6 separate regions of the Homo sapiens genome follow, and all the other regions are linked to region 1. A link is a loop called in an ENCODE intact Hi-C map of the cell type or tissue named here. Cell type or tissue: A673. All regions are shown on one strand. Links, peaks and the distances in the headings refer to the core of each region. The heading gives the core; the rest is flanking DNA. Region 1 has its middle 110 kb from the start of FTCDNL1. Region 2 has its middle 20 kb from the start of SATB2-AS1. Region 3 overlaps LINC01923 (long intergenic non-protein coding RNA 1923). Region 4 overlaps SATB2-AS1 (SATB2 antisense RNA 1). Region 5 has its middle 5.6 kb from the start of LINC01877. Region 6 holds the start of LINC01923 (long intergenic non-protein coding RNA 1923).

Evidence for each region. Hi-C counts contacts between places; a loop is a spot of excess contacts. Peaks named below come from ENCODE experiments on the same cell type or tissue, not always from the same donor. Only the 100,000 strongest peaks of a DNase experiment are listed, where the experiment ranks them.
Region 2: a loop joins it to region 1, with 4 times the contacts of the local background. A loop is called at or near these places in 14 of 110 quality-filtered maps.
Region 3: a loop joins it to region 1, with 17 times the contacts of the local background. A loop is called at or near these places in 75 of 110 quality-filtered maps.
Region 4: it touches region 1 in a loop (4-fold over the local background); 17 of 110 quality-filtered maps call a loop at or near these places.
Region 5: a loop joins it to region 1, with 7 times the contacts of the local background. A loop is called at or near these places in 8 of 110 quality-filtered maps.
Region 6: a loop joins it to region 1, with 3 times the contacts of the local background. A loop is called at or near these places in 3 of 110 quality-filtered maps.

Annotation. Positions count from the first base shown.
Region 1 is chr2:199,737,121-199,742,464 of GRCh38, reverse strand. It overlaps a transcript of FTCDNL1 not described here. Among named protein-coding and RNA genes, the nearest start is that of FTCDNL1, 110 kb to the left of the region's middle. In A673, for the core only: CTCF peaks have their summits at 2,256 and 2,455 (motif pointing right); DNase peaks (open chromatin) are centred at 2,494 and 3,534; H3K27ac peaks cover 1,984 bases.
Region 2 is chr2:199,485,658-199,491,001 of GRCh38, reverse strand. No RefSeq gene overlaps it. Among named protein-coding and RNA genes, the nearest start is that of SATB2-AS1, 20 kb to the right of the region's middle. In A673, for the core only: CTCF peaks have their summits at 1,994 (motif pointing right) and 4,837 (motif pointing left); DNase peaks (open chromatin) are centred at 2,011 and 4,851.
Region 3 is chr2:198,307,326-198,312,669 of GRCh38, reverse strand. The region is part of intron 2 of LINC01923 (long intergenic non-protein coding RNA 1923); the gene reads left to right. Among named protein-coding and RNA genes, the nearest start is that of LINC01923, 65 kb to the left of the region's middle. RefSeq lists a silencer at 2,671-2,965. In A673, for the core only: a CTCF peak has its summit at 2,804 (motif pointing left); a DNase peak (open chromatin) is centred at 2,799.
Region 4 is chr2:199,468,806-199,474,149 of GRCh38, reverse strand. SATB2-AS1 (SATB2 antisense RNA 1) reads right to left here. Exons shown (of 2, transcript NR_026830.1): 2 at 1,392-4,543. It also overlaps a transcript of SATB2 not described here. Among named protein-coding and RNA genes, the nearest start is that of SATB2-AS1, 3.4 kb to the right of the region's middle. RefSeq lists a silencer at 2,423-2,612. In A673, for the core only: a CTCF peak has its summit at 2,541 (motif pointing left); a DNase peak (open chromatin) is centred at 2,519; H3K4me3 peaks cover 678 bases; H3K27me3 peaks cover 1,437 bases.
Region 5 is chr2:199,599,760-199,605,103 of GRCh38, reverse strand. No RefSeq gene overlaps it. Among named protein-coding and RNA genes, the nearest start is that of LINC01877, 5.6 kb to the left of the region's middle. In A673, for the core only: a CTCF peak has its summit at 2,638 (motif pointing left); DNase peaks (open chromatin) are centred at 2,003 and 2,623; H3K27ac peaks cover 3,244 bases.
Region 6 is chr2:198,372,524-198,377,867 of GRCh38, reverse strand. It overlaps LINC01923 (long intergenic non-protein coding RNA 1923), which reads left to right and starts at 2,771. Exons shown (of 3, transcript NR_110267.1): 1 at 2,771-2,985; 2 at 3,251-3,392. In A673, for the core only: a CTCF peak has its summit at 3,308 (motif pointing left); a DNase peak (open chromatin) is centred at 3,297.

The DNA.
Region 1 (5,344 bases), core at 83-5,082:
AAGAGAATCTCAGTGCAAAATTCTCCAGGCGTTGATCCCCGAACATTCTAGGCATTATGATAAATCCTAAGAAACAGAGTTACTTTGGAGCCTTTGAGCAGTTAATGGGAAAACAGAGGAATTCCCCCCACCCCACATTGGTATAGTAAATGGAGGGAGGTACCCACAGGGCCAGGGGAAAGAAGGAGCAGGGTGTAAGTCTTCATGGGAGGCGTTAGGGAAGTGTTGGGGGTAGTGGGGGAGTCTTCACAGAGAAGGAAGACTTGACTTGAATTTGAAAGAATGGTTAGGAGGGGATCAGATGAACACAGAAGCCCCAGGATGCTCTAGGCAGAAGGACCAGTGTATTTAAAAAAAAAAATTGAGGCAGAGAGAACAAGATACATTCTGGAAATAGCAAATAGTTGGGTCTGCTGTGGGGCATATGAGGGCGGAGGGTAGGAAATGAAGCTGGAGACGGTAGGCAAGTATTGGTTTATGAAAAGCCCATGTGCCATGCTAAAGAGTCCAGATTTTATCAAGGCAGCCAATATTACATAAACTGTATTCCCCAGATTCGTCGATATGTTAATAGCTGTTCCATTAATTTAAAAACATTCTGTGGTCCAATATATTTGAGAAATGTTTAGTACAAAAAAGTTAATTTTTTTTTTACTGTAGGATTTTCAGAGCATTAATATGTCAAGAGGAAGATATAAAATGAAGCTTTCTTAAAACCTTTGATTTGGTTTTGAAATACTTCTTATAGTGCGCTTGTTAACATCTAGTTCCAGAGGACAATAAAGAATTTTGAGGAGGGAAGTAACATTTGAAAATATTTTATTTAGGATTACAAAGACAATTCTGGAAGCAAAGTGGAGATGAGCTAGAGAATGTTAATGAGGGGGAGGTGTTTTTGAAGGAATATATTATTTGTTCCGTAAGTATAATAATTATTCTGAAATGAGTAATATAAATATGTCACCTAATCGAAAGGGACTGCTAATTAAAAAATAAAATGTTGAATTAGTTCTTATTTAAAAAGCATGGTGGTGCTTTGTGGGCCAGTGCTACTTCCTACAAGGAGTTCATCAATTAATTAGGTACATATTTAATAGACTTCTTTGGTTACCCAGTTTTGCATTTGTATTTTCATAGGTTGATATGGAGACTTTGAGTTTTGTTTTTTCTTTTGTTTTGTTTTATTTGAGAGACAGGGTCTCACTCTATCGCCCGGGCTAGCGTGCAGTGGAGCGATCATAGCTCACGGCAGCGTCGAACTCCTGGCCTCAAGCGATCCTCCTGCTAATGCCAACTCTAAAATACCCAAGGCAGGATGAACACAGGCTGTCTTCTACTTATTAACTGCACGAACATAAGCAAGTTATTTAATCTTTCTAATTGCAAATTTTTTAACATATAGAGGGGAGGTCATAATTCCTGCCTCAGGGAGTTGTGTTGATAGAGTGGCATGACCGTTCTTTGTGATCTGTGAAGGACTGCCTGAATGAAGACTTGTGAGACACTGCAGGAAGCTGGCACACAGTGGACCCTCTATAACATTTGCCGAACCATTTCATGAAAGTAGATCCTAGCCCTGTCTTCTAACAGCATGAAAAGGGGCATGTGCTCAATTTGTGTAATCCAAATTTTCAAATCGAGAGTTGCTACCTGTTAGCTCTCCCCAGGACTGCCACCTCCCTTTCGTGTGAATGTGAGTTGCGTTTCCAGACTCCCCTCAACAACCTCCCTCCGAGTTTTCCTAACTCAAAGAGGCTACAGGAGATTCAATGACAATTGCCTTTGAGGTTGCCAGAGCAGGCAACTCTTTGTTTCTAATGAATCCATTGGATGGGCCTTTCTCCCCTGCAGCCTTGCTCTTGGAGATCACCTTGATCACAGCTCACCCCACGAAGCTGGGGAAGGGAGGGCACCTATGGAATGTCCTTATGGTGTTCTAACACGTCCTTAGAATGGGGCTCCAGCCCTGTGCTCCACTCCTCCGGGCAGCTCCCATGATGCTCAGATTAGGGGGCAAGAGGGAATGGGGCAGAAAATAAGGCGATTCAGAGGCTCTGGAGAGCTCTCAGAACTACAGCTTGGCTTGAGTTCCCACTCTACCTTTTGGTGGTGCAACTGGCTACGTCAGACTCTGAACTATTAACACCTGCAGAGTTTTCTCTTCTCCAGGCCCTGCTCCATCTCAAAAGTTTCCGGCACCACCGTGGCTGCCTTTGTTTCTCTTGTCCTTTCATTTAGGTGGCTCTTTGCCAGTGATGGTAGCTCATAAAGATGACTAACAGTCATAAAATGAACCGAGTTGTTTTTCCATGCAATAGTGATTCTTTGCAGTTATAATTCTTCTGAACTGACAGCTAAGAAGTGAAAAAAGGTGCGGTAATTGAAATTAATTTCCCCTTTAAACAGTGGTTGTTTTCCACCCTCGAAGTTCTTCTGGCGGCAATGCGTACTCTCGCCAGCAGGGGGCAGTGTTCATCTTTAAATGACGTGAGCCTGGCAGGCCCGGCTCCCAGAGTTCGCAAACCCCACCGTGTCCCAGGATCCTAGGCCCTCCAGAGCCCATACTGAAGTTCTTCTACACACAACGTCTCCTGAATGCAAATCTTATGGACTGGTAAGTCTAGATTTGCTCTGAGTTCTGACATTAAACAAAAGCACTTCCATAAAACGGAATGACGGGGACTTTATGGCAGCATGCAGCGTTATTTTCATTGTGAATAATGTTTTAAGCATTTCGGGGTGTTGGGATGGTCACAGAGTAACTGAAAATCACTCTAGTATTATCATAGCTGCTAAACTGGGTTTTTTGTTTTGGTTTGGTTTTGATTGTTGTAGTCACCCTGAGGCTGTTCGAATAAGCAAGGGAGGAATGAAACAACTTTCTCCCAATTAGCCAAACTCCTGTATGGAGGCCTCTGTTCTTTCACATAAGCATACTCTAGCTTCCCAAAACAGAAGTGTGTTGTCCACAGTGTGGTGACTTGGATTTTGAATGTAAAAACTAGAATCACACTATGTTGCAAGTCAACTTTTAACCAATGAATAGATGATAAGCCCAATATACTCTAAGTTTTACCCGTAAAGCTCCTTCTGAAAATAAAAAATTCGCAGCACACATTTGTGTGCATCCTTGCAGTTTTAGCCCCCTGTTGATAAGAGCACCCCGATTCCGAAGTGGTAGAGGGTAGGGAAAGAGGAAGGGCTATCTCCTCTCCAGTGGCCTTGAGGCAGGAACCAGCATTCAAGAATGTGAGTGAAGTCGGGTGATTAAAATAGCCACACTGCTTCAAACTTTGAAATCTTACTTAAAACACAGTCTTCATTTTATTTCAATGAGAGACATACACTTTAAGGAAACATTTAACATTATTTTTCCAGGTTCTTGAAGAATTTTGCATTTCTTCCTTCCTTCTGAGACATGGTTTCTAGTAATTTCCCCATACAATTTGGGCTTCCTGTGACTGAGAATTTATTGCAACGCCTGTCACATTTTATGGTGCTATTACGAAATTTAACTGAAATACATGAGAATGGTGTGTTTACAAAGGTTGTGCAATCCTCTGAGTTAATAGAAACAAAGTTCCTTTGGAAGAGTTAAGTGGGTCTTAAGCTATAGTACTGAGAGAGGGATACAGAGAGAGAGGAGGAAATTTAGCCCTTACAGTCTTCACCTTTGCTTCACTCCATCATTATTTGCTTTTCTCTTTACCATCATTGATAGTTGAATTCAGCATTCACACCAAAGCAGCTGTGTATTGAAACGAGCTTTCTTAAGAGTTAAGGAATTTAAAGCACTGAGATTTTGGACTTTGGGAAACACAAAGTGAATCATTTGACCTTGAATTGTGTATCACAATCCTCTGTTTCAGCATGAAGACTGCATATGTACATGTTTAATGAAAAAGACCCTTAAGGTTTGCAAGGGGGAAAAAAAAAGCAATGCCCTAGATTTATATATTCCATTAAACGTGATCTTCACAGGCTAATTAGTTAGTAATTTCACCCTTGCTTGTAATATAAACCATTTTATGCTCAATAATAATAAAATCTATGTAAACCAGGCTCTTTATTAATAAACATGATGTGCTTCTGGCTTTCAAATAAAATAATGCTTTACGTGCTTTCCTGTCTATCATGCCTAGACTAATCACACAGTAAAAATCAAACAACTAAAACAGTAGTTTTTATCTCATGCTGTAGAAAAACAATAGAGAGACCACGTCAAGAGCTTCTGAATGAGCCATGAACTAGAGAAGGCTGGGATGGGGGAGAGAAACCCAAATCTTTCTTTCAGTGTATGGTATCGAGAAACTTTTAGGCTCTTAAAATGATTCAAAATATGTTTTTGAATAATGAGCAGACATCTATGGAATTGCAGGTGAGGGAAATGACTGAGAATCCCGTTTCTTATCAACTCCCCCAACCTGTGAGAACCCAGTGAAGCAGTTAATGGAGAGGCTCCGTGAGCCTGTGCCGTGAGGCAGCTGTGGTCATTGAGGCAGCTTCCCCAACAGACAGGAAGAAACAGGGAACCTTATGTCTCAGGTTCAAGTATCATACAAATATCTTCTAACTGAAACGCTCCTAATTGTGGAATTTGCATTACTCTACCTCTCAGTAATAGGTCACACCCAGGCAGGACCAGCTACGTGACACGCAGGGACCACTGCAAAATGAAATGCGGAGTTCTTTATTCACGTTATTCAGCCTTTCAAAATGATGCCAGCAGAGCATTAAACCAAGTGTGGGGCCTTCTAAGTGCGGGACCTATGAGCCTATGAAGCCAGCTCTGTGCCCAGGAGACACAGTGGCCCCAGGCGTGACACACAAAATTAATTTTTTTCTACACATTTCATCTCTCTAAAAGATTGTTTTAGTCAACACAGGAAGAGTTCTGGTCATTTTAGCACCACTATGAAAGTTTTCAAAAGGATAATTCCAGGTAACCTTTCTGTTGATATATTTAGTATACCTATGAGTATTTGGAGAACTCTGGAAAAATAAAATATTTATTGACAAATGAAAATGTCTTTACTAGGAAATATATTATTTCAAATTCAAAAGTATCCAAGGCAATCTGGGAAATTCTATTCATACTATGAAGGCTCCTATCTGAAATTTCCTTTTGTTAGATAATAACAAAAATAATGGCTAACATTCATTGTTTATTAAGTGCTTTATATGTATTAACCTGTTGATTCACTAAACAACCCAGTAAGATGGGTAGTATTATGCCCAAATTATAGACTGGAGGCAGAGAGTGATTAGTTAAGTCACTCAAAGTCACAAAGATGGTAAGTGACAGACATGAGATTTGGTCCAAGGTAATTGTTTCCAGAGTTCT
Region 2 (5,344 bases), core at 113-5,112, 250 kb after region 1:
AATTAGCTGGGCGTGGTGGTGGGTGCCTATAATCCTAGCTAGTCGGGAGGCTGAGGCAGGAGAATTGCTTGAACCCGGGAGGTGGAGGTTGCAGTGAGCTGAGATTGCACCACTGCACTCCAGCCTGGGGGATAGAGCAAGACTCAGTCTCAAAAAAAAAAAAAAAAAAAAAGAAAAGTATCTTTTTCTTTTTTCGGTCTTTATTCTATGTAGTTACAAATAAATATATTATAAAATATTATATATATTCATATAGAAACAAGATATGGTTTTATAGGTTATCTTTGGGCTCAGGGTATTTTGAAACATTTTTTCCACTTAAAAATCTGTCTTTAGGCTGGGCTAGATGGTTCACAACTGTAATCCCAGCACTTTGGGAGGCTGAGGCAGGCAGATCACTTGAGGTCAGGAGTTTGAGACCAGCCTGGCCAACATGGTGAAACCGTGTCTCTACTAAAAATACAAAAATTAGCCGGGTGTGATGGTGCATGCCTGTAGTCCTAGATTCTCAGGAGGCTGAGGCACAAGGATCGCTTGAACCCAGGAGGCAGAAGTTGCAGTGAGCTGAGATCACGCCACTATACTCCAGCCTAGGCAACAGAGTGAGACTTGGTCTCAAAAAAAAAAAAAGAAAAAAAAATCTGTCTTCAAAGGTTTTCACATTAGTAAATATAAATCCACTTCTTTTCAAACTTCTGAATGCTATTCCATGGCAGAGAGACATGTTTGTCATTTAATCATTCCCCTCCTGACGGATACTTGGGTTGCTTCCAAGTTTTCAAGATTATAAACAGTGCTGCAGTGAATATCCTTGCACACCTTTTTTGGTATACATTTATTGAGACAGATCCCTGAAAGTAGAACTGGTGGACAGGCCTAAAGTTTAATTTTGCTATAAGACGCCAGTTTTCGAGTCTATTTTATTCGGTGCTTCCAGATAACAAGATTTGTAAAATTGTAAAGTAAGTTATTTCTTGACAGGATCCATCCTAAGGCTAACATTAATCCAGAAACAAACCCACCAGTGCCTCTGATAATTATGCTGTATCTCAGAAAGCTAGGAATACTTGGCCACAGGCACAGTTCTTTAAGCTTTTAAAGCTTTTCTGAGCCAGTTGTGGTGGCTCACGCCAGTAACACCAGCATTTTGGGAGGCTGAGGCAGGAGAATCGCTTGAGCCCAGGAGTTGGAGATCAGCCTGGGCAACATAGGGAGACCTCATCTCTACAAAAAATTAAAAAATTAGCCAAGTGTGGTGGTGCCTGCCTGTGGTCCCAACTACTTGGGGAACTGAGGTGGAGGGATCACTTGAGCCTGGAATGTCAAGACTGCAGTGAGCCATAATTGTGTCACTGCATTCCAGCCTGGGTGACAGAGTGAGACCCAGTCTCAAGAAAGAAAGAAAGAGAGAGAGAGAGAGAGAGAGAGAGAGAGAGAGAGAGAGCAAGCTCTTTGGGAAGCTGGGCAACCTAGCAAGACCCCACCTCTCCAAAAAAATTAAAAATTAGCCAGCACACCACTGCACTCCAGCCTGGGTGACAGAGCAAGACCCTGTCTCAAAATAAAAACAAACAAACAAACAAAAAAAGTAAGTAAAGCTTTTCTGGGGCCTGCTAAAAAGTTCGAGATCTGGAAAAATTGTTCCCTTCAATATATAAAACCTAGAGAACGCTAAAGTTAACACAGATTTATTAAATCCCTACAAAATTTATCATTGTGTCAATTTCATTAATATTACATTTAGTATTCATAAATGTTTCATTGTTGGAATTCTCTTTAATTCTTTCCCCAATCTGCTTTCCTCCCTAAGTGAGGGACCAACACCAACCCTCTTGGTTTCTCCTTACTGTATTCAGAGAAAAGATTCACCTAAAAAATAACTTAAGGTCTTTCTTTTTCTCCTCTTTATTTTGGGTGTCTTTCTAAGGAGGATTGCCTTCTGCTCCTCGTTTAGGAAGAAGGCAGCTTTAACCAGGACAACAGTTTGGGGACGGAGCTCCCTTCCCCAGGAGGGGGCAGTATTGAGGAGAGAACTGCATGTGGCCAGTGGCAAAAACTAGGGGAGAAATTCTTTCTTCAGTCTTCTGAGAGAGCCCATGGAAGACAGCGAGAACTTAGAGGGCAACAGACCCAATTCATTTGGTGGGTTGATAGGGCAGGGGCTGTGGGTCACAGGCTCCCTGTTGTGGGGATGAGGCGGCAGGCAATGTAAAGGATCTCCCTCTTGATGCAGCTTTCATTCTGAGTATCAAGCTCTTTTTTAATGTACTTGTTTTCCTCTAGTGCTTAATTCTTAGCAATGACATAGCATCCTGCTACATTTCATCATGAAAGTACTGTATTTCAGCAGCACTTTGGGTTAATCAGTACTGTCAGGATAGGCTGGGAGCCTAATCAACAATAGTGTTTCTATGAAGGATGACAGAATTAGTGAATGTAATCACCTCAAGTGTTTCTTGGCTCTGAATTTAATTCAACAAGCTCGTGTTGAGTACTTACCAAGTATCCTGCTAGACAGAGAAAACCCTGAAAATAGGGACCAGCTATTTATTTATTTATAAAATTTATTTGTTTATAAAATGCATTCAGGGTTTCCAACAATGGACTTACACAGGAACCTTTGGAACACCATCCATCCCTGACTGGGCACTCTTCACACGGGCCATGTATGGGACAACCAGACGTTTCTGTTTTCCAAAGAAGTTTGTGATTCCCTGGGAAATGTCCCAGGCCAGGGAGTTTTTTGTTCAAGGTTTCTCTGTAATAAGTACTGTGTGGGATACTTTATGGATTGACCTGGCTAAATTATGTTGTTTTTTTAAGCTGGTGATTTTGTAGTTTACAAAATGATCCACAGAGTTTGGCAGTTTGCAAGCCTTAAAAGCTTGAGATGCATTTCTAAGAGTACAAATATTCCCTTTGGCCATTTGGGCCACAAAACCCTGAAGGTTCCCTTGCTTGGAGATTGTTGGTGGTCTTCCTTTTCTGCAGCCTGGAGCTCTGCCTGGAGCCTTTAAAAGTGAAGTGGACTAAACTCTGTTAAAATTATATGAATTGCCTGACTACTCCTTACCCTTATCCCCATGAAAAGTACCTGATTGTTAACATCTCTTTATAGATATATCCAAGATGTAGTGACTTCAGTTTCTCCCTTTGCCAGACAATGGAGGTTGACTTGTGTTCTTCATTCTATAGTTCTCACCCACACATCCAGGAGAGTTCCAAGGGAGCCATAAAGGTACACCAGTGGATTTCAGCATTTGAGAAAGTCTCTCAAATGTCATATGTTTACTTCTCTGAAATAAAACTGCACAGAAAAAGAAAACATCAACTGTCTTTTGCTTTTGGCTGAAATTGTATAAACTCACCAGTTGAGACATTGGCCATACGGAGATGAGGAAGAGCTGGTCCCTATTTTCAGGGTTTTCTCTGTCTAGCAGGATACTTGGTAAGTACTCAACACATGCTTGTTGAATTAAATTCAGAGCCAAGAAACACTTGAGGTGATTACATTCACTAACTCTGTCATCCTTAAATGGCCAGATCCTGCAGTTATCCCTTGTCTTGGCCACTGCACTGTCCCTACTCAAGAAGATGCAGGCCAGGCATGGTGGCTCATGCCTGTAATCCCAGCACTTTGGGAGGCTGAGGCAGGCAGATCACCTGAGGTCAGGAGTTTGAGACCAGCCTGGCCAACATGGTGAAACCCCGTCTCTACTAAAAAATACAAAAATTAGCTGGGCATGGTTGCACATGCCTGTAGTCACAGATACTCGGGAGGCTGAGGCAAGAAAATCACTTGAACCTGGGAGGAGGTGGAGGTTGCAGTGAGCCAAGATTATGCCACCGCCTGCACTCCAGCCTGGGTGACAGAGCAAGGCTCTGTCAAAAAAAAAAAAAAAAAGTTTAAGTTCCTATTGAAATACAAAAGTTTCTAGGAGAAGAGGGAGGAACTTGTATATTTCAAACATATTGTGTGTGGGGTGTGTGTGGTGCTTGGCAGTTAATAAAGGGAAGAGTAGAGAGGCTTAACTCTTCTAATTCCCTCTTATTACCATGGAGCCTCAGGTTATCTTGTTAGCAGTTTGGAAACCTTGGAAACTTGGCTTTGAGGATCTAGGAAACAAAATGGCACTGGGCAAAGACTGTTATGCATGGCAGTGACTTACTTTAGTGCTATGCTGTCCAATCCAGTAGCCCCCAGCCACATGTGGCTCTGGAGCCCTTGGAATTCAGCTAGTCCAAAACTGAAATGTATTATAAATATAAAACACATACTGATTTTCAGAGTTAGTGTGGGGAAAAAAAGAACATGAAATATCTGAACAATGTTTTGTATTGATTACATGTTGAAAATATTTTAGAGGCCGGGCACGGTGGCTCATGCCTGTAATCCCAGCACTTTGGGAGGCCGAGGCGGGCGGATCACGAGGTCAGGAGATCGAGACCGTCCTGGCTAACATAGTGAAACCCCATCTCTACTAAAATTACAAAAAATTAGCCGGGCGTGGTTGCAGGCGCCTGTAGTCCCAGCAACTCGGGAGGCTGAGGCAGGAGAATGGCGTGAACCCGGGAGGCGGAGCTTGCAGTGAGCTGAGATCGTGCCACTGCACTCCAGCCTGGGCGGCAGAGCGAGACTCCGTCTCAAAAAAAAAAAAAAAAAAAAAAAAAAAAGAAAAGAAAATATTTTAGATATGTTGGGCTAAATAAAATACATTATTAAAATTAATTCTACTATTTTATTTTTAAAAGATGGCTACTAGAGCATTTAAAATTACATAAGTTGCATTATATTTGTATTGGACAGCATGGCTCTAGTGGCTAGGAGGACAGACCCCCACCTAGAGGGCGCTAAAGTCCAGTGCATGGGCAGAGGTGCTACCGAATGAGACTGCAAAGGCAGGAATGTCACTATGAGAAAAGGGTGGCCTCAAAGCAGGGGGAGTAACAAAAACTCCCCAACGTGTCTGGTTTGCAGCCTGGCTAAACACACAGGAATTTCCAGCTTGTCTTCCCATCCCAAGCACTTTGATTTCGTTTGTGTGGACTCCTGTCCTAGAGAATGGTGTGGGGATGAGGTGCAGCTCTCTATGACTCTAACTAGATTTGACTTGGGGTTAGCTTCTGAGATGATACCAGGTTCTACATGTGGAATCTACGTTGTAGATTACTGAGATGTTGGATATGAGCTTGTTACCACATCAAGCTTAGGAAAGCTGATAATTCTGTTTATTTGGTTGATATAAAAATTTCAGATAATACATTTTATGTGTAAGAACTTGCTTTATTGTTTTTCTAAACTGACATTGTGGTTTGACTCATAGACATTGATATCAAAGCAGGA
Region 3 (5,344 bases), core at 101-5,100, 1.4 Mb after region 1:
GAGAAAGAAAGTATCAAGAACTTTATCACAGCAGCCTGAAAAAGGGAAGTCCAAGAGACAAGAGGAAGAAACAATCTTTTTTTGAAGGGTTAGGAGAAAGTTGAAGATGCATGAAGGATGGGATATTTATATTAAATCCAACTCAATGCCTTATATTTTAGCCCACAGCTCCCAATTAAAGAGGGTGAGATTTAGAAAATCAATCAATAATTAACCAGTTGTTTGGAAAAACAGAAACATGCTTCAAGGGAGGGAACATTATAGCAAGTGAAGACAAAGTTTAGGGTCCCTCACTTCTTCCTGTCCCTTAAGCCGGGCCCTTGGAGCCTAGACAAGTGAGCGTGTGCCTGGTGTCCAGTGGCCCCTGTAAGGCAGTGTAGGTGGAAGCTCTCCCATGAGCCCAGCCTTCTGACCCACTTTCAGCTGGTCAACCCAGGAGACCTCACTTTGTCTTCTTGTGGCCAGAAATTCATCCTGAAATAGAGCAATTCTGAAAATGGGAGACTCTGATTTTTAACTGCCCCTGCCGGCCTCTGTGCTAGAGTTTTGCAGACCCCGTACAAGTTGTCCGATTGCAAAGAACTCAGTTATTGCAGCCTAAGTGAGGGGTGGGCACAGCAGCAGAAGTGTTGGGGCAGGGATGCCAGGGCAGAAGAAATTGCACTGTGAACAGGGCGACAGCTTATAATTGAGTTAAATGTATTATCTTTAAGCGGTTGAAGTCTGAAAGGCAAATTAACCTAAGAAGCCCTCCATAACCATTATGGTGGGGTAAAAAGCAGATCACTCTAGGTAGGAAGGGTTTCATCAGAGGCCAGGAAAACTAGATGATTGGCCATTATGTGTAAATTGGAATCTGTTTTCACAATAATCAACTTGTTAATTTTCAATGAAATTATTTCAAAGAAATTTTAGCATTTCCTGAACTCTCTTTATTTGCTTCTATCCTTTTCTTTCACCAGATGGACATAATGTCAATGTTTAAAAGGAAGTATTTATGCCTTTCTTTCAACAGTTAATTATTACCTGTCAGGCAGCTGAAGATATCAGGCAAGGCTAAGCAAAGTAAAATGTGTCACTTTTCCAGGCAGAAATTCACCCACTCAACAAATGTATATTGAGTACCTGATGTGTGCAGGGCACAGAGCTTGTTTCACTGAAAGCTGGTCAGTAAACTCAGAAAGAGAGAGAGCCCATTGCCCTCCACCATTCTAAACTTACACAAGCAAGGAACCAAGATGTTATGGATTGGACTGTGTCTCCCCAAAATGTATCTGTTGAAGCGCTAACCTTCATTATCTAAGAATAAGACCATATGTGGAGATAAAGCAGGGGTCCCTAAACCACTTCCCACCCCTCCCTACCACAGACCAGTACCAGTGTGTGGCCAGTTAGGAACCGAGCTGCACAACAGGAGGTGAGCAGCTAGCAAAGTGTCATCTGTATTTACAGCGGCTCCCCATTGTTTGCATTACCGCCTGAGCTCCTCCTCCTGTCAGATCAGCAGCAGCATTAGATTCTCAGAGGAGTGCCAACCCTATTGTGAACTGCGCATGTGAGGGATCCAGGTTGTGTGCTCCTTTTGAGAATCTAATGACTGATGATCTGTCACTGTCTCCCATCACCCCCCAGATGGGACCATCTACTTGCAGGAAAACAAGCTCAGGGCTCCCACTGATTCTATGTTATGGTGAGTTGTATAATTATTTCTTTATATATTACAATGTAATAATAGAAATAAAGTGCACAATAAATGTAATATGCTTGAATCATCCCCAAACCATCCCCTCCCACCCCACCCATTTGTGGAAAAATTTTCTGCCACAGAACCAGTCCCTGGTGCCAAAAAGGTTGGAGACCACTGAGTTAGAGCCTTTAAAGAAGTGTTTAAGTTAAAATAAGGCCTTTAGGGTAGGCCCTTATTCAATCTCCCTGGTGTCCTCATAAGAGGAGGAAATTTGGACATGTGAAGACATGCCAGGATTCCGTGCGCACTGAGAAAAGACCACGTGAGGGTATCATAAGAAGATGGGCATCTACAAGCCACGGAGAGCGGCCTCAAGAGAAACCAATCTTGCTGACACCTTGATCTTGCACTTCTGGCCTCCAGAACTGTGGGAAGATAAATGCTATTTATTTAAATAGCATTGTTTAAGCCACCCATTTTGGCTTATTTTGTGATGACAAAAGTATTTCTTTATAGCAGCCCTAGCAAAATAACATATAAGCCAAACATTTATAGGACCAAAATGACTTAGTTCTTCCTCATGCACGGCAAACTCTAGTTCCTTCAGTTATCATTTTGTGTCCTCTTTTTTCTGGAAGTCTCAGCCCTAAATTAGTCCCTGAATCCTCTAGACAAAAACTCACTACTCTTTTCCTGTAACAAAGGAATTTGTATGTATGGGTATGTGTGTGTGTGTGTGTGTGTGTGTGTGTGTGGTAAATATCCCATAATCAAAAACTGTTTCCTAGTGAGTTACAGAGACAAAATGCTTGAAAAAGTATGTGCCATCTTGTTACATTCTCTTAATTCTCTTTAGAGTGAGTACAATAAAGTAAAACTTCATTATATCATGGAATATAGTTTGTACAAAATAGTACTACTTCTACATTGAAAGATTAGTTCTGCCTGGATCCAGTACACATGTCATATTTCTGGAAAGTCATTTGACACGAATCAGTCTAAAAAATAAAACAAGCAGGTGCATAATATATTACCCAGAATAAAATAAACATGGCTTCATTTGTAAGTGCCAGAGTATTCGTCCATTAAATCTCCATCAGCTACTGCATCTTTGGCGCCCTCTTGTGTCCATTTTGGGATAGGTTTTTTTCGTGGAATTTGCGAGCCATTCACCCCACGGCATCTCTAATTCAATCCCTCAAAAATGCAAGCGAGCACTCGATAGAAATCAATCTCTCCTTTGTCTACATAAATTATACCAATTGTAAAAATACTATTTGGTTAAAATATATATTATAAGGTTTCAAATTTTAAGTAAACATTTCTATACCCATTTGACTTCCTGAATATTTGAGCTTTTTTCTGTAGATTATTATAGAGAAAAGTTTTTTCTCTTGCTTTTATAGTTAATAGGTATTCATATTTATTTGTTGATCCTTCAGCATTTTAGTTCTAAAATGTAGGTCCCTTAGGTATCCTTTAAAAATTAATTTTTAACTCAGATTTCCACTGAAAAATATTATGTAAAACATTTTTACAAATCAAACCATAAAGCATGTTCTCTGCCATGACTATATCTGTACAGTTTTGTTTGAGATACCAATTGTTAATACCATCATTGCTATTTCCACCAAAAAGATGAATAAATATAAGCAAATTCCCAAAACATGACTTCATGCAGATTAGCTTAGTACATTGGTGATTACAGTACAAAGGTCACATTGCGTGTTAAAGTTAATTTCCCCAATTCTGATCTAATAAGGCATCCACCTTGGTTATTTCCTTGTTTTGTATAGATATCATAAAATATGAATTGGCATCTATATCACAAATCATCTGGGCCTATCCCTATTTCTCATTACTAACATTTAGTTCAAATACCATTCATCAAAATCTAACCACCCAATTTACATTTATACTGTATTCAGATAAATAACCATGTTCATCTGGGGCATGGGCTTTATTTCTCCTGAAGGCATAATTAGGGCCAGGCGTGGTGGCTCATGCCTGTAATACAGCACTTTGGGAGGCTAAGGTGGGAGGATGGCTTGAGCCCAGGTCAAGGCTGCAGTGAGTCATGATTGTGCCACTGCACTCCAACCTGGGCAACAGAGTGAGACCCTGTGTCTCAAGAAAAATTAAAAAATTTAAAAATAAAGGCATCATTAAATTCCCCAAGTAAATTCATTAAAATTTACTCCGTAGGCAAGGGACTGGCAAACTGACAAATAAGGACTATTTCAGAAGTTTCCAAAAGATGCAAGGCAAAATAAATACCTCATAAGTCATCAGCGAGATGGACAACTGTTGAGAACAAACAGAAGCAACTTTACGCTGGAATCAGCAAAAGCTGCTGTGAGGTAGAACAAGAACGTTTGACAGCAAAGTGTGCACCAGCCAGGGACCTTGGACAGATCATCACCAGCAAAACAGGGATAATTCTTACTGTATCCATTGTTAATGGGATAGCACATAAGAAATACTTAAAGAAAAGGGTATGAGTAAAAAGATGCATTTAATGAATTAATGCAGTTTAGATATTTAATATAGGGTTAGAAGCAAATATACAAATAATGCTTTTATTCTTAGAAAACATCTTTATTCTTTCAGACTCTGAGAATTAGTCTAAAGTTGCAGATAAGTACAAAATTACAAACACAAAGCCAGAATTCACCTTTTTGTGGGGGAACATGGGAAGAAGGTAAAGCAAAGTGTCTGTGATTTTGTATCAACCTGGTTAGGCCACAGTGCCCATTTGTTTGGTCAAACATTAGTCTAAATGTAGCTGCAAAGGTTTTTTTTTTTAAATAAACTTTGAATGAAGCAGATTAACCTCCATAATGTGGCCGAGTCTTATTTAATCAGTTGAAGGCCTGAATTCTACAGCAGATTTTGAAAATGCCAATATTCATAACGGCATGAGCCAATTCCTTATAATAAATATTTCTTACACACACTCTCTTTCTCTCCACACACATACACAACACACACACTCACACACACATCCTTTTGGCTTTGTTTCTCTGGAGAACCCTGGCATACGTAATCCATATGTTTTATAAATATTATATATATTTATATTTATATATATATCTTACACATACTCTGTATGCATATATATGGATGCATGTGTGTATTTCTCATAGAACAAGGTCAAAAGTATCCTTGACAAGGGTACTTTTATAAATAGGTTATAGCGTTCTGGCAAAGCGGGAATTAGTTGAGGATTAAGATGTTACAACCTTCTCCAGGCCTGAATGAAACTATGGCCTGAGATTTTCTAATTCCGCAGGAGCTTGCCTCACCCTAACCTCACTGCAAGGTACCAGGTGGGTCATGCACCCCTCATTACACTGAATCTGCCCCTCCTCCCCTCTCTACTGTCACTCTCTAGCCTGTGACCTCCTTTGCCTATGACAGTGTCCTCTCTGGTCAGCCTTATTCCAGTCCTCCCCACACCCTTCTCCCCAGTGCAACCACCACCTTCTCGCCAGAGGAATCAAATCACATCACTCCCTTAAACCTTTGGGTGGCTGTCACTATGCCTCCCCTTTGTCACTGTCATTCTTTTAAAACATAATTACTTGTATTTCCTCAACCACACCCCCATTGTGTACTACTACACGCCTTTACAGAAGTGGCTACCGCTTCTTGGAA
Region 4 (5,344 bases), core at 282-5,281, 270 kb after region 1:
CCAGCCTATGCCTTTCATTCTTCTCCTCAATTCCCAAACGACTTTGAAGAAGGGAAATCAATAAATCAATTGGTACTTTGTCCAATACCCATTTCAATGACATCACAGCACCATTTGCTAAAGATTGGACATTAGTTACGGAAAAAGACTGAGACACTTTCATTTGTTAATGTATCTCTGCCTTTGTGAACAAGAATACAAAAAGGAATAGTGAATTGACCTTGTAAATAGTAATTTTTGTTTTGATCCTATCAAAAAACAAAAAGGGGATAATTATAGAAAGGATGATAAAATATCATTTATATCCCAGGATTTATGATAAAGTCAGTGGGTGGTATATTTTGGGCTTATCCTATAATATTCCATTCAAAAAAATTTCCCTACTTTTGCTAAATCAATTTTTTATTAGATTTTTTTTTCAAATCTTATTTTAGAAATTCCTTCCTGTTGGTTCTTAAAAATGACACCAAAATGTGATATTTAAAAATCTATAAACAAACACTTAAATTAAGGACTAAGTTAGGTCTGGTTTTTGGAGAAAAAATACACAACTTGGGAGAATGCTTTTATAATACCAACAATCCCACCTTTTTCATTGTTTTGTTTGTATATTCATTCATTTAATCACATATTTGCATATATCCAATATTTTTTGTTTTGCTTTGAGACAGGATCTTGCTCTATTGCCTAGACTGGAGTGCAGTGGCACAATCTAATTGCAACCTCCCCCTTCAAGCAATTCTTCTGCCACAACCTCCTGAGTAGCTGGGATTGCAGGTGCCCCCCACCACGCCTGGCTAATTTTTGTATTTTTGGCAGAGACAGAGACGGGGTTTCACCATGTTGGCCAGCTTGTCTTAAACTCCTGGCCTCAAGTGATCCACCTGCCTTGGCCTCCCAAAGTGCAGGGATTATAGACGTGAGCCACTGTGCCTGGCCTCATATATCCAACATTATTAAACAGGGATAAAACAATAAAACTGGCCAGGCATGGTGGCTCACGCCTCTAATCCCACACTTTCAGAGGTCGAGGCAGGTGGATCACCTGAGGTCAGGAGTTCGAGACCAGCCTGGCCAATATGGTGAAACTCCATCTCTACTAAAAATACAAAAATTAGCTGGGCATGGTGGCAGGCGTCTGTAGTCCCAGCTACTTAGGAGGCTGAGGCAGGAGAATCGCTTGAACCCAGGAGGCAGAGGTTGCAGTGAGCCAAGATAGCACAACTGCACTCCAGCCTGGGTGACAGAGTGACACTCCGTCTCAAACAAGAACAAAAACACACAAAAAAGCAATGAAACTATATTTTTCTAGTCTTTCCCCCAGATATGTCAATGTTATATGTAACTTCATTCCTAAAATTCAGCCTCCCTTGGAAGCAACTGCTACACTCTTAAAGATCTTCCAGATTTTGCTTTTATTACAATAGTGTTAAAGGAGTATGCCTAACTAAGAACGACAAAATATGCGGGAACATAATAATCACAATGATAATGAGTGCTCTGTAGTCAAACTTACTGGACTGAGAGTAAGAAGAGGAGAGTTCCAGTCTCAGCTCAGTGCATGGGGCGTTTCTCATCTGGAGTATGATTCTTTGCTTCTACTCAGTTCAAGCTCCTCACCAGTAAACTTTAGGTTTCCTTCCAAGTTTGAAATTCTTTGTTTTTTATGATTCTCTTTCAAGAGGCCTTGATGACTTGGCATTAGGAGAGTTGTTATGAGTTGTGGGTTCCCAGCGAAAGATGGATTTGTGTATAAGCAGATCCTGCAGTCTTTTATCTGTGGGAGTATTGACCAGGAAGTCTCTGGCCGTTCAGCACAGGTGTACGGCCACACTGGGTGCAGTGGAGTGGTCTGCAGGTTCACAGTCTAACTGTTTTCCCCTTGACCTTGGTTTAGTCTTGTTCTCTAAATATCAGTCATACCTTAAAATGAAAGCCTGTAAACCCTTACTTAAGTCTATAGAGTCAGAAAGAGAGAGACTCTTTTGCTGACATTACTGCAGCAAAACTGGCAAGTCTCATCTGAGCTCCTATGCTCAGCTCCTATGCTGGGATCACCTAAAACTCTTGGAAATAAGTGACTTGGAAAATACAGTGAGAAGGTATTAGGTCACCTAAAATATTAAAAGGGCTCAAAATTTGTGGAACTGAGACTAATTCTAAACCACTGCTATACACATACATACACACTCGTACATATTTACATATGGCATACGTATATATATGGGCAAACACATGTAATGGATATATTATATATGGATATGGGCAAAGGAGGTGATCTCACCTACAAATTTTTCAACAATATTTAGACCTAGAGAATATAATTAGTTCTCCCCCATCTTCTTTGCTCTGCAACAACGGGGAATTAGGAGGGAGCTTGGCCGTCTGTTCCCTTCTCTGCTCATGGCGCCTTATCTGGAGAGCAGGTGGAGTCCTCCCGAGCTCTGTGCTGAGAGTCCCGGCCGCTGGCAGCAGGGCCGCCCCGAGGCCAGAACACAATCCGGCCTGGCGCCCGCGGCGGCTCCCCCTACCGGGAGTCCGGAGCAGCGCCGATGGCTTGGTCCCGGGTGGCACAACCTCTCCCAGCCGCCCGCTCCTTGGAGGCTTCGCCGGAGGGATCAGCGAGCTACCGCCCGCCGGGCCGGACCGCGCAGAGCGGAAGCGCTCCGCCCGGGTAACAAGCATTTTCCAGCACAAGAAATTAGTTGCAAATAAACATCTGAAACGCCGGTTCTGTAAACCAAGTGCCCACCGCACGCCTCTAAACGGGCGGGGCCGTGGGGGTGGTGGGGGTGAGAATGGTGGGAAAGATGCTGGGCCTGGGAAGGAGCCAGGGGTAGGGGTGGATGCAGGGAGGCGCCCCACCAAGCGCTCCCCGAGTTCAGAGGCGCTTAAGTTACCAAGGGATTAGGGCTGATCTCAGGAGAGGTAAACGACCATCCTTGGAACACGGAGCCCTTCTTCCCTGCCCGGTATCTGCGCGTGCCTTGGGTAGTCCGCACAACCCTCCCCAGCTCCGGATGCCCTGGGATACCCGGACCCAGGAGAGAGCGCGTCAGCGGGGCGCAGCTACTTTGCACTCGCCGATTCTGACACAACAGATAGTTAATTGGGGCCTTCGAAATCAAGGACTAAGGTGAGCAGAGGAGTCCCCCAGCCCCTGGCTGTAGCCTTTGGGACTTCTCTCCCGCGTCTTGGGTCAGAGCAGCGTCCGCAGCAAAGTCCTTTGGGGTGAAAGACCCGGGTGCGAATTAGTTTCAAAGTGGGAGGTTGCTTACACGTGAGCGGGGTCGCCAGCTCTTTGAAGGGCGCACGGTGCGGAGGCTCCGGCAAGGGTGCAATTCCCGTGCGCGTGTTAGCGCAATGCGCACTCCGCTGGGCCCAAGCAGTCATCAGTTCTGCCAAGTGGGTGCTGCTCCGGGTACCCACTGGTGTGGTGGGTAAGTCGGGAGCAGAATAATGAAGCGCATTACCTGGGAAGCCAAATTTGCAAAGCTTAACCCAATCCTCCTCGGGGGCACTTCTTGTAGAATAAGCTGTTGGTGTATAGCAGCCATACATTTAACAAATATATGGGCATAAAAAATGATAGAAAATAATAGGGTGAAGGTTTGACCCGCCACCAGGCTTCTTGCCCTCGCCTCTTCCGCAGGCCGAGGGCAGTTTTGAGTCAAGTGCAATACGCAGTGGGTGTCACCCAACCTCTCCTGGCTCTGCTGAGGTCGTGATCCCTCTGACCCAAGCAGAAACCCTCCAGCTTCGGAGCAGCCCGTCGCCTCCGTGCCCCAAGTTGGCATCCCGAGACCAAGCTCCAGGGAGTCGGGGGTAAAGAAAGGCCGATGCTCAGAGCGTCCCCAGCATCTTCCTGGGGATCCTCCGCGGCAGGGGCTGCGACCTGTGTGTGGAAGAGTCGTCTTAGCCCTTTCCGTTATGGGGCTCTCAGGCAACAAGATTCCACGGGAGACTGTGACGACCTTCTCCAGCTGCCCAGACTTTCTTGCCCGACTGGGCTGAACCCGAGCACAGAGACTGGTGTCTTCCCAGCCACACAATCTTGATTCCCAGCCGGGTGACCAGCTTGGTCTAGGGAGTGAAGGAAGGGGGTAAAGGGGAGAGGAGGAAGGGATTCGTTTCCTGTCTGCTTTCTTCTCTCTGCCTTCTCAGAAGCTGTGCTGTTACAGAGAAAAACTTTCTAAACTACCTCCCCATTTTTCTGGAAGGTGTTGCACACATCTCCCCTTCCCTCAATACACACAGCTTTCTCTACCCCCTGCTCCTCCCACTTTCCGGAAAAATGTAATAGGTGTGAACATCGACTAAGCCCAGTGTCAGTAGCACAGCAACAAGCTAATGTGGGAAGGGGTTTCGCTGGTGTTTATTTCTGAAGTTGCTGATATACTCGTGGCAAGGGAGCTTGGCTTGTTGCAGAGTACGAAGCCAAGCCCGGGGCGCCTAGGCTGTGAACACCTCGCGCGAACTTGGTCCGGCCTCTAGGTCCCTGGCCTCGGGCCCTTATGCTCTGCCGGGGGCCAGGATCAGGTTCCTAAGAAAACAGAAGAGTCAAATAAGTGATCTCGCTACTTTACGCTCCCTGCCCACCCCCACCCCCACCACCACTTTTCTTTTCTTCTTTTCTTTTTTGGTTGATGGTCTGTCTGTACTGAGCGGGTATCCCAGAGCTGAGGTGCAGGAGTAGTGAGCGATGCCGGGGCTGGCTTTCCTAGATTTAGGAACCGCCGGGGGGCGGAGGAGAGTCGAAGGGGCATCCACTTCTTTGGAGGGAGGACGCCGTTTACTTCCCGCAGACGACGGGCGGGAAGACCTCGGAGCTGAGGGCTTCTTGGGGTGGCTCTTTGAGCAGGTAATTCTGCGGCGAAATCGAGAGCGGGTGACTGACACGCTCGGTGACGACGGCCAGGCGGGGCAGCACCCTTTCCGGTTAACAAAATGATTAACCTTCCTGCCTTGCCTGTAGTGGGCTCTCCCCTCCTCCTTCACCCTCCCTTCCTCCGGGATTAGGGGGTGCTCTTTTCAAGGAGAGACTGGAGACTCGAGATGTGGGCCCTTTCTCGCCTCCGCGCGGCCTTTCCTCGGAGCCAGGCTGGGGAACCCGGTGAGGCACGCAGACCAGTCCCTTCGAGACGCCCGCCTCGCGGAATCGGGTTCACCGGCCCTGTCCCGCACGGTCCCCTGGGTCATCTCCCCCTGCAACCACTTGTCTGAAACTTACCAGATTCCAACCTTAAGGCAGGAAAAAAAGTGTTTCATATACAAACTGATCAGGGTATTTGCAGATAATTGCGAATGTCAAATACTCGGGCGTGATGACAAAGTGCAGAGATTG
Region 5 (5,344 bases), core at 137-5,136, 140 kb after region 1:
TGAAACTTCCATTAAGGACTTTTCCATTTTTAAAATCTCTTATTTGTATGATTACTTCATTGTCCTTCCTAAAGTAAACATTTATGATTATGTCTTTAATGTTGATTTTCTTGTTCAGGTTTTCTAATTTTACTGTGGGGACTAGTTTGTTCCATGGAACTTGGTGTCATAAGTCTGATTTGAATCTGTTACATTTTTAGAACACAGAAGTTTCAAGTGTGTGTGTGTGTGTTTCATTGGGTAGCTGTAGACTTGTTACTTTTATCCCATGGGTTTGGATTTTTTAAAAATATAAACATTGTTTCTATTATTACTACCAATAAAAATATGTAAAATAGAGATTTATATTTTCACAGTCTTCTTGTCAGCTGAGTTTGCAGGAATTTTGGTTCAATGCATGTATTTGTCAGTTGCACTGAGGCAGGCAATGCACTTGGCGTCTAGAGGGTGAGGAGGGGTGGGTGGGGATGGGTGAGAGTGAGGAGTTTGAGGGGAGTCAGAGGAGGTCTCTAATTACACCAAGTTCTTGACACACCAAGGGGAGTGATTAATGCTTTCAGAGGTGTTACAATTTAGTGTTTATTTGAATGTATTAAAGTTTGCTTTGCTTTAAAATTCATCACATTTACACTTTGAAAACAGGACTACTGAGTTTTTTTTTTTTTAATGTCAAATTCCATTTTGTTTTTCCTCTATTGACCAGATTGAAATGATCGGGACCTATGCCTCAGGCTCGCGTCATTGCAAAGTAGCCTTTGAAGGACACTTAAAAGATTCTCACACCGACTTAGAGCAATCTCGGAGAATAGCTGTGTAGCTCAACGAACCAGTGAGAGAGGCCTGAGGACTAAGGAGAAAGTGTTTGGAACGTGCTTTCGAGGTTGCCATTGCTCAGCGCAGGGCAGGGCGTGCGCGTAGCGCGGCAAGGGGGACTAAAGGGACCGGCCGCGGCCACGAGCGGGCGGGGTGCGCGCCGGGGGCTCCCGGGAGGCGCGGTGGGAGGCGGCCTTGTCTCCAATCGCAGCCACCAAATTGCTGCTCCCTCCCTCCGCTCCCAGCACTGGGCTGGCCCCACGGAGGAGGCTCATCAGCGGTCCCGGTGGGGTAGGCCCCTCAGGCAGTTCGCTGTGGTCACCTCCCAAGTTCTCCAACTCCCTGACACATCTGCTTTCCCGAGTGACAAATTAAAACGTCTGAAGCGGCCGGAGCCCGCTGCCGCCAGCGCACATGGCTAACATGTGAAGCTGTGGGATTCCCGAGTTTTGACGCATTCCGTTTAGGACACAGGGACAGCAGTATTTAGCAGTTGACACAAGAGGGGTTTCTACTGCCTGCCAGGCAGCTAAAAGGCTGCAAGAAATCTTTTGTGGGTTCCCTGAACGCTTTGAATTCTTCTAGCCGGCCTGACAGCCCTCCACTAGCACTCTGGAAAAGACTGCAGTGTTCTTCTAACACTGGGCGAGCCTTCATTATGAGGGTGAATGGGATCCCAGGAAGACTTGAAGTGGGGGAGACGATAAACGCCAAGAAAGCGAATTCTGTCTAACGCCGTGCTGCAAAAAACGCAGCAGAAACACCAGCAGACAGGATCCCACATCCGTCCCTCAAGATTCAAGGGGTGAAGGGAGCCGCAGGATCTCAAGTGGATCTTAACTCTCTCTGCCCCCCACACCTCACCCACCTCTCCCCTCCCCAGCTCCCTTCTGCCCCTGCAGGGTTTGTGTTCAACATCAAATTAAGTGTTCATGACAGCTAACCACAAGTTATTAAATGTGATTCACTGCCACATTGCTGGGCCTTCACTGGTGGTGCAGAATAACCACTTAGACAAACCATTTGATTCATGGCATTGATACAAAGACTCTTTCAGAAGAGAGAGGCCTTCTCAGGCCTTTAGCTGAAAATTGTTTTATTTCCGTTATTCTCTTAAACAGGTCAGTGAGCTGAATTAAACCCCAAATCCTTTCTAACTGCTTAGCTGTGAAGTCTTTAAGATATTACAGAGCTTGTGAGAAGTGGCTGCAGATTGCCAAGTCAGCGGAAATTTAAGAAATCAGTGTCAAAAACGAACTTGTGTTTGACAAGTAAGACAAACGATCTGCAGCCAGTACGAAGGGTGGCAATCTTCTAATGTTTAATGCTCTTAATAATTAGGTTTCCTATCATAGAAAGGCATTATTATTTTTGAATAACTCCCTGCTGTGAGAGAGAGTTGATGAAATAGTGATTGTTGCTTTTCTTGCGTTTAAATTTCTCCTGGTTCATGCTTGGAGACAGTGAAGAATGAAAGACAAATGATCTTTCAACCATCAGACACTCGGTTTCCTTTCTTTTCTTTTCTTTCTTTCCTTCTTTCTTTCTTTCTTTCTTTTCTTTTTTCTTTCTTTTGCCTTCCTTCCTTCCTTCCTTCCTTCCTTCCTTCCTTCCTTCCTTCTTTCTCTCTTCCCTAATTCATTTTTTTTTGTTTGTTTGTTTTTGAGTCATGGTCTCACTCTGTTGCCCAGGCTGGAGTCCAGTGGCAAGATCATGGCTCACTGCAGCCTGGACCTCTCTACTGTTTTTCTATTCAATCATTCCAAGCCCTGGTGTAATGTTGGCTTGTTGTGAGTGTCGCTGCCCTCTCCTGGGTGGAGTATGACATTTACTGCGGTGTTAGGTTTTGCCTGTGCTAAGCCAATGGGATTTAAGGATTTAGAAGGTCCTGAAACAGGAAGCTGAATGGTCTTTGTTCAAAATTGGCTGGGCTCTGTGTTCTTCCTGATGATGCCACGGAAGATTCCTGGATAAAAGTACTTTGGCCTGTGCTCTCTGCAGCACACGGGTGTGGAGGCTTACCATCTGTTTATAAATGGCATCCAGAGGTGATAGATTGTTGAGGTATCCCAAGCTTATTGAATTTAAAGGGGGTACCAAGTTTGTGTGGGATAAATTCAGATCTAAGTTATCATCACTCTGCCAACAGCATGTAATTCATTTTCTTATTACCAACATAGTCTATTAGAAAATAAGTTAGCTATGTAACAAATTGAAGTCTAAGAAAATATCCATATTAGGAAACCTAGTTCGATGATTAAATTAAGCAAGGATTACTTTGGCGTGAATAATTCCACAATCTGCTTTTCTGTCCTGAAAAATGAGTTTAGCAAGGCATGGCTGTGCTTGTAATATTTAACAGCTTTATTTTCAGAGTTTTGAGTTATTTCCTCTCTATCAGTCTTCCAAACATCTTGGTTTAATGTCAGCTAATGTCACCTTCACTATCATTTATGAAATTTACAGAATTGGTTCGAGTCAAACAAATGTCTTACTAAAGGGACCATACCCAGTGTAATACATATGTTTATTTGTGTATTCATTTATTTATTCAGCGTATATTGAGTGTTTCTTCAATGAAAGTTATCTTAAAGTAAATCAAAAGCATTTGGTCATTAAGATGTCATTTAAGGTAATAGTAGAAATGTAATAAAAGCCCAATTCACCAAGATACATGAAGTTAAAGTAAAAGCAAGTTTTCTGTTTAACCCATGATCAAGCCAGCAACCCTTTTCGTTTCATTTCTTACTGAAAAATCTAAGTGGATGACTCCCTTCTTCTCCCTTTTGGCTAGGATGGAGGGAAAGAATCAAATCTTTGGTGACTCAGTATATGGCTAAATTACCACCCTTTTTAAAAAAGTAATGTTTGTTTTATTACATTTAATACACACGTGCCCAGTATGTATGCTGAAAATGTTTTGTTGGCTTTGTTGTTGTTTTAGCTAACACTGACCTGTTTCTTTGATTTTTGATTCGTTTCCTCAAATACAGAACAAGAAGTAAACCCTGGATAATGGAGGATTTGGATTACAATTAATCAGTGTTTTAATATAATTTAATAAAAGATGTCATGTTGCCTGCAAGAGTTAAGGTGATCTTTACTCAGAAAGCAGTGCTATCATTAATAAAAGTGATTGAAAAACAAAGGAATAATTGAGATATTTTTCTTTACTTCGAACTATATATTAAAATGGTCACACTGATGGCTTTTTAACTTGCAACTTTTTGCACTCCTACAAATATCTGATATAATCTACTAAATTGGCAGGATCAGAGAGAAGGTTTAAAGTTCACCAAGAAACATTTTGCCACATGATATAAAGCAAATAAAGCCCTAGAGTTCAAAATTAGCCAACACATATGATAATTAATGGATGAGTATTGGAAGAGTAAGAAACTTGGAGAGAACACGAAATTAAAAAAAAAACCTCTAATGTAAATTGGCAAAATTTGCAGTATTTTATGATTCATGATAGATCCATTTGAGTGTATAAGTAGATTTTGAAAGTCAGTACTTGTCTAGGATGGCAAATGTATTCAACACGTATTTATTTAATCTAATCCCTACTATGTGTCATTCTCTCTACTGGATGCCAGCATTCAACAGTGAACAAGATAACTTTCATATACACTGTGCCCTACATTGGAGAAACTATTAAAAAAAAAAACCTCAGTTCTCACAAAATATCATAAATGCTCTTCATTCATTCCACTAAAAATTATTTAATAAGAGCCTAGTATGAACTGGGAAGGAAAAGGGGAACCATCTAGCAGAGCTCTTAGTCTGAGACAGGGTAGGAACCACACAAGCTCCCAATAAAGAATAAAAGAGTTGGCCGGGCGCGGTGCTCACGCCCGTAATCCCAGCACTTTGGGAGGCCGAGGCGGGCGGATCACGAGGTCAGGAGATCGAGACCATCCTGGCTAACACGGTGAAACCCCGTCTCTACTAAAAATACAAAAAAATTAGCTGGGCGCAGTGGTGGGCGCCTGTAGTCCCAGCTACTTGGGAGGCTGAGGCAGGAGAATGGCATGAACCCGGGAGGGGGAGCTTGCAGTGAGCCGAGATCGCACCACTGCACTCCAGCCTGGGCGAAAGAGCGAGACTCCGTCTCAAAAAAAAAAAAAAAAAAAAAAAAGAATAAAAGAGTTAGGAAGAGGCAATAGATATGTAGGTAGAAGAAACCGAATGCACAAGGGGCTGATTGAGAAAGCATAAAAGAGTTTGGTAAAAGCTCTTGCAGAAGGAAGGAGGGTAGGGTGAAATAAAGCTGGAGATGCAGTAACAGCCAACTGACTGAGCACATAAACAAGCCGAGCATCTCACAGCAACCCTTTGAGGTATGTGCCATTGTTATCCCCATTGTAGAGATGAGGAAATTAAGTCAGCAAGATCACACATCTAGAAAGTGCAGAGCCAAGATTTGAACCCAGTAGTCTGTCAGTATAGGCTCCACTTTTCATTGCTTCATGAGGCTGTAAACACGGAATGTAGTCTTGACAATAAGGAATTTGGTCTTTAGGCTAAG
Region 6 (5,344 bases), core at 199-5,198, 1.4 Mb after region 1:
CAAAATTCCTAATCCCATAAAAAAAATGGCCCCCAAAAGGGGAGGGGATGGTGAGGCCTCCAAAAATTACTACATCTTCAACTATCTGGCTGAATGTTGAAATAAAAGATTTTTAAAATAAAAAATAAAAATTATTGCATCCAATATTGATTAAAGGCAAAAAGACCAATGTATTCAAAGTCAACTGAAGAAAACAAAGGGTGCAAACACAAGATAAAGTAGCATCACTTTGAGGAACTAATTTAAACCAGAAAGCAAGCTTTGAAACAGAAAAGACAAAATACAATTCAAATCCTGGCTGAGTTCCAAATTTGGACATAAATCCTTTCACAGATGATATGCTAAAATGGGTTTGTTCATTCAGCAACTATTACGAAGAGCCTACTGCATGTCAGTTATCTCTCTGGGCACTGGGGAAGCAAAAGCAGACACAACAGACAAAACCCCTGCCCTTTGGGGCGTACACATGGATGGCGACAAGAGATGATACACAGGTGAGAGATATGGCAAGTCAGATGGTGATAAGTGCCATGGAAAAAAATAAAGCCAGAAAGTTGTGTGAAATGCCGAGTCCACTAGGGAGGGTTGCTTTTTTTGTTTTTTTTTTTTTTAATACAGAGTCTTGCTCTGTCACCCAGGCTGGAATGCAGTGGCACAATCTTGGCTCACTGCAACCTCTGCCTCCTGGGTTCAAGCAATTCTCCTGCCTTAGCCTCCCGAGTAGCTGGGACTACAGGCGTGCACCACCATACCCAGCTATTTTTTGTATTTTTAGTAGAGACGGGGTTTCACCATGTTAGCCAGGCTGGTCTTGAACTCCTGACCTCAGGCAATCCACCTGCCTCGGCCTCCCAAAGTACTGGGATTACAGGTGTGAGCCACCGCGCCCAGCTGAGGGCTGCTATTTTTAAGAGTGGTCAGAGACACCTACGCAGTACATAGATGACTTTGGGGAAAGATATTATGCAAGTGAGGAAGTGAGTCATGAAGGTATCAGGGAAAGGAGCACTCTAGGAAGAGAAAATAACAAATCCCTTGGAGGCAGGGATTTTCCTGGATTATCAAGCAAGTGCAAAGTGGGACATGTGGCTGGCGTGAAGTGAGCCAGGGAGCAGAGTAAGGGAAGAAGCCAAGAGGCATCTCAGAGGTCAGATCCAGTAGAGCCCTGGTGTCATTAACAGCACTGTGGCCGTCACTCTGTTCCGTAGAGAGCCACTGGTGGGTTTTGAGAAAGGGACTGAAATGAACTGATATTTAACCTCTATGGATTTGATGTCGGTGTATTGGAGTGAGGAGAAATGGACACAGGAAATGATGACAGCGGCTTGGATTACTGTCTTAAAACTGAGGTTTTATCCTGAGAAAATTCCCTTTTCTAAGACAGGAAGGACTGTTAAGAAGTGGCCTGTTTTGTGAGATTAGGATGGAGATCAGTTTGAGAAGCCCGTTGGACATCCAAACAGCAATGTCCAGTGAAAAAGAAGTTAAATACACATGCCAGGAGTTGAGGGAAGTAGTCCTGGCTGGAAAGAAAAAATTGGGATTTTTCAGAATATAGACAGTATGTAAAGCCTGAGAGATGAGATTAACCTAGAAAGCGAGTGTAGAGAGAGACACCTGAGCTTCCCTGGGTTCAAGAAGATGAGATACAGGCTGGGTGTGGTGGCTCACACCTGTAATCCCAATACCTTGGGAGGCCAAGCTGGGAGGATTGCTTGAGTCCAGGAGTTCCAGACCAGCCTAGGCAACACAGCAAGATCCCATCTTCATTTAAAAAAATATATATTTTTTAAGCTTTTTAAAAGAAGATGAGACACAGCTAGCAAAGGAGTGGAATAAGAGCTGCTGGTGAGGGAGGAAGACAACCAGAGCCATGTGAAAGAAATCATTTAAAGAGGAGTGAGTGATCCCCTATGGGGAAAAATAAAATGCTGCTTCTATGTCAATCAAGATGAGGGCTGAGTCACTGTATAGGAGGCAGCAATAAAAAAAATAAAGTAAAAGATGAGGGCTGAGGACTGACCATTAGGTTTAGCATCATGGAGGTCCTTGATTTTAGGAACAGAGCATCAGTGGAGCAGGAAAGGAAAGAAGGAGGGGTGGAAAGCCTAGGACATCAGATACAGACAGCCCTTTGAGAGGTTCTGCTCTAAAATGGACTGAAAAATGGCCAGGTGCGGTGGGGCATGCCTGTAGTCCCAGCTACTCGGGAGACTGAGGTGGGAGGATCCCTTGAGCCCAGGAGTTCAAGACCAACCCAGACAACATAGTGAGAGCCAGTCTCAAAAAAAATAAAATTAAATAAAAAATAAAATGAATTGAGAAATGGAGAGGCTGCAGGAGAAGTGGGGTGAAGAGAGATAGGAGAAATTACAGCAGAGAAAGGGAACGTTTGATGATAAGGAAAAGGACGAAGCAACTGCTGAAGTGGCATCCAGTGTCAGGCTCCAGAGGAGTGAGGGGCTCTCTGATCAAGAGGAGGGGCTGGTCTCAAAGAGGGTGAGTAGAGTACAACCATGGTAACAGCAGGACGCAGAAGCACTGGCACGGAGGCAAGTAAGAGGCTGAATGTGGAAAGTCAACCCCCAACGTGTTGGACCAGTTAATGCTGCTGGTCTCTCTGAGAGGTAACTATGGAAATCTATAATAAGCCAAAGCAGCTGCACCCACAGCTGATGTGAACCTGGAAGATACAGCCATGTGAGAGGACCACGTCATTATTATGGAAGGGGTTCTTAGAATTGCCACCCAAGTAGATTCTGTTGGAGATGGGAGGAGAAAGGGAGGAAAGGGAGTAGAGAAGGCCACACACAATCTTAAATTCAATATTTCACTCCCGTTAAAGATAAGCTGTTTATAAGCTCCAGTGTAGGGCATGTAATTCTATGTAAAAACTCTGTGGTTCCTCTTCCCACATGTAAATCATGATCACTCTACATTCTGCTCTCTGGGAGCCCTCAAGGCAAAGAGACAACAAGACTCGAGGTATAGTAATAAAAGTCTGGGTATTATAAAATCCACCCTGAGCTCCAAGAAAAGAATAGAAAGAAGGAAGCTCTGAAAAGTACTAATTTACCAAAGTTCAATGCAGTTTTGTAAATTTTTATTAACATCCTCGGAAATCCAAATGCCCATCTTGAAACTGAGGGTTTTTTTCCTCAATTATGGCTATATATGCTTTAAAGATAAACTATGAATTCTCTTTAAACTAAGTGCCTTGATAAAATAATGAGTATTAAATACATTTCAGACCACAGAAAGGACTTATCACAAGTCTTTGTGGTAGCTGAGGAGTGCCCCCTACAGACTGATATGCACAATGCAAGCAGATGAAGAGGAAAGAACTGAGCAGCAGTATTTCAGGATTCTCAATAAGGCATCAATGAAAAAAGGTAAGAAACCTTTGCTGAACAAAATGTGACACTAAAGGCTAGGAAATATATGGACACTATGAATTCTTGTTTTTACATATTTGTAAACAGCAAGAAATGAAAAACCTTTGTTTGGACTTTTCTTCTTTTTGACTCTCACCACCGATTGCCCGCAACTGAAGAATGTATTAGTAAAGTCTGTTTTGTTCTTTGGTTACTTCATATCAATATTTGAATACAAATGAAAATAGTAAAATAGTAAAAAAGATATTTTATTCTGCTGTGCAAAAACAACTACCTGGATTCAGAAATTATTTACTTCAGATGTCGGCAACAAAAATAAAACGTAACATATCTATTAAAATGAAGTTAAATGAATTCTAGTTTGAGGTTTTATTCCTTTTTGTAAAGACTCCACAGAGAAGTATTTGCCTTCTATGAATGTTATCGCTTAAAATGTTTATGTTTTTCAAACTAAAAATCACAAAAAGACATGAAAAACATATCCTATGTTTATGAATAGATTTAAAAATATATAAATCTATAAATGTCAAAATATATTACTACACTAAGATTCAATATTACACACTATATAAAATATATTACAATAATATTTGAGAGGCAGAAAGTTATATAGTATATAACCTCATCATAGTTAATAAATTTCATACATAACAATATATTCCAGTTTAATTTTCCATTTGTAAGAGAAAGGAGACAAAATATAATTCAAAACCTTTACATTTTTTATTAAAGATTTTTAGAAACGAATACTGGTGCAATTTAAATGTACCAATATGTTTGATGTCTTTAAGTTAAACTCAGAATTTTATAAATACTTAGCAATGGACAGAATAGTATTTATCCAAATTAACAGCCTTTTACATGATCTTTGAATAAATGTAGATCTTTGGAAAAATGCGTTTAACATCATAAAATGTTCATTTAGACTCAATTTCACATACACTCAGGAGATATACATAAATGTATGTGATTAAATTGATAAATTACACTTCCAAGCATTTTCATAAAGAATGTTTTTCACACTCAGAAAGAGACAATTAGGGTCATGTTTTGATGGCTTCTTTTTCTTATGGAATTTAATAAGATATAATCAAATATTTATATATTGCTTCTTCTAAAATTTTTTAAATTGCATAATAATGAAATTAGAAAATATATTCTTTCCTGTAGGTAATAAAAGCCAATGTACTTACAAAAAACTGCTTGCTATATTAATCTTCCTAAGTGTTCTGGTTATTGACCTAATAATCACAATTGTCTCTTCTTTCCCTCTTCTAATAATATATACATGATGCATTCAGATGTTAAAATGCAGCACTTGTGGAAATGTCTGTTAAAAAATATTAACATATAGGCCCCAAAAATGTATAGTACATTCGAATTAATGAAACTGACTGTTTTTACATGTAATTAACCTCTTGAATGCACTCACTCTCATTATAGAATCCTTGCCAAAATGCAGTATTGCATTTTGGAAGGAATGAAGGGGAAGGGGAGGAGAGGGGAGGGGAGAGGAGAGTAGGGGAGAAGAAAGAAGGAAGAGAGAAAGAGGAAGACAGAGGGAAGGGATTAGGCAGGTCAGCCAACTGATTTAGGTAAATGAATCCACGTTTATAAACATGCACGTTGTAAAATTAACAATTTTCAGAAGAAAGGAAATAATTTACAAGAATAGCATTGATTCAGAAATAAATGTTATTATTCCTAGATAACAAATACAAATAAAAAATCAAATGCCTTAAATATACAATGTTGATTATATGGTCTTATCTTGTGGAAATGTACAAAAGTACAATTAAGATAATTTTGAATAAACTTTTATTCAAATTGAAAACACAATTTTATGTTGCATATACTCCTTTGGTGTTTAGAAGATATCATAAATTCAGTTACTTCCTTATGCCCCAGAAAATGCGGATATTTTTTAGAAAGGCTATTGCTTTCATACT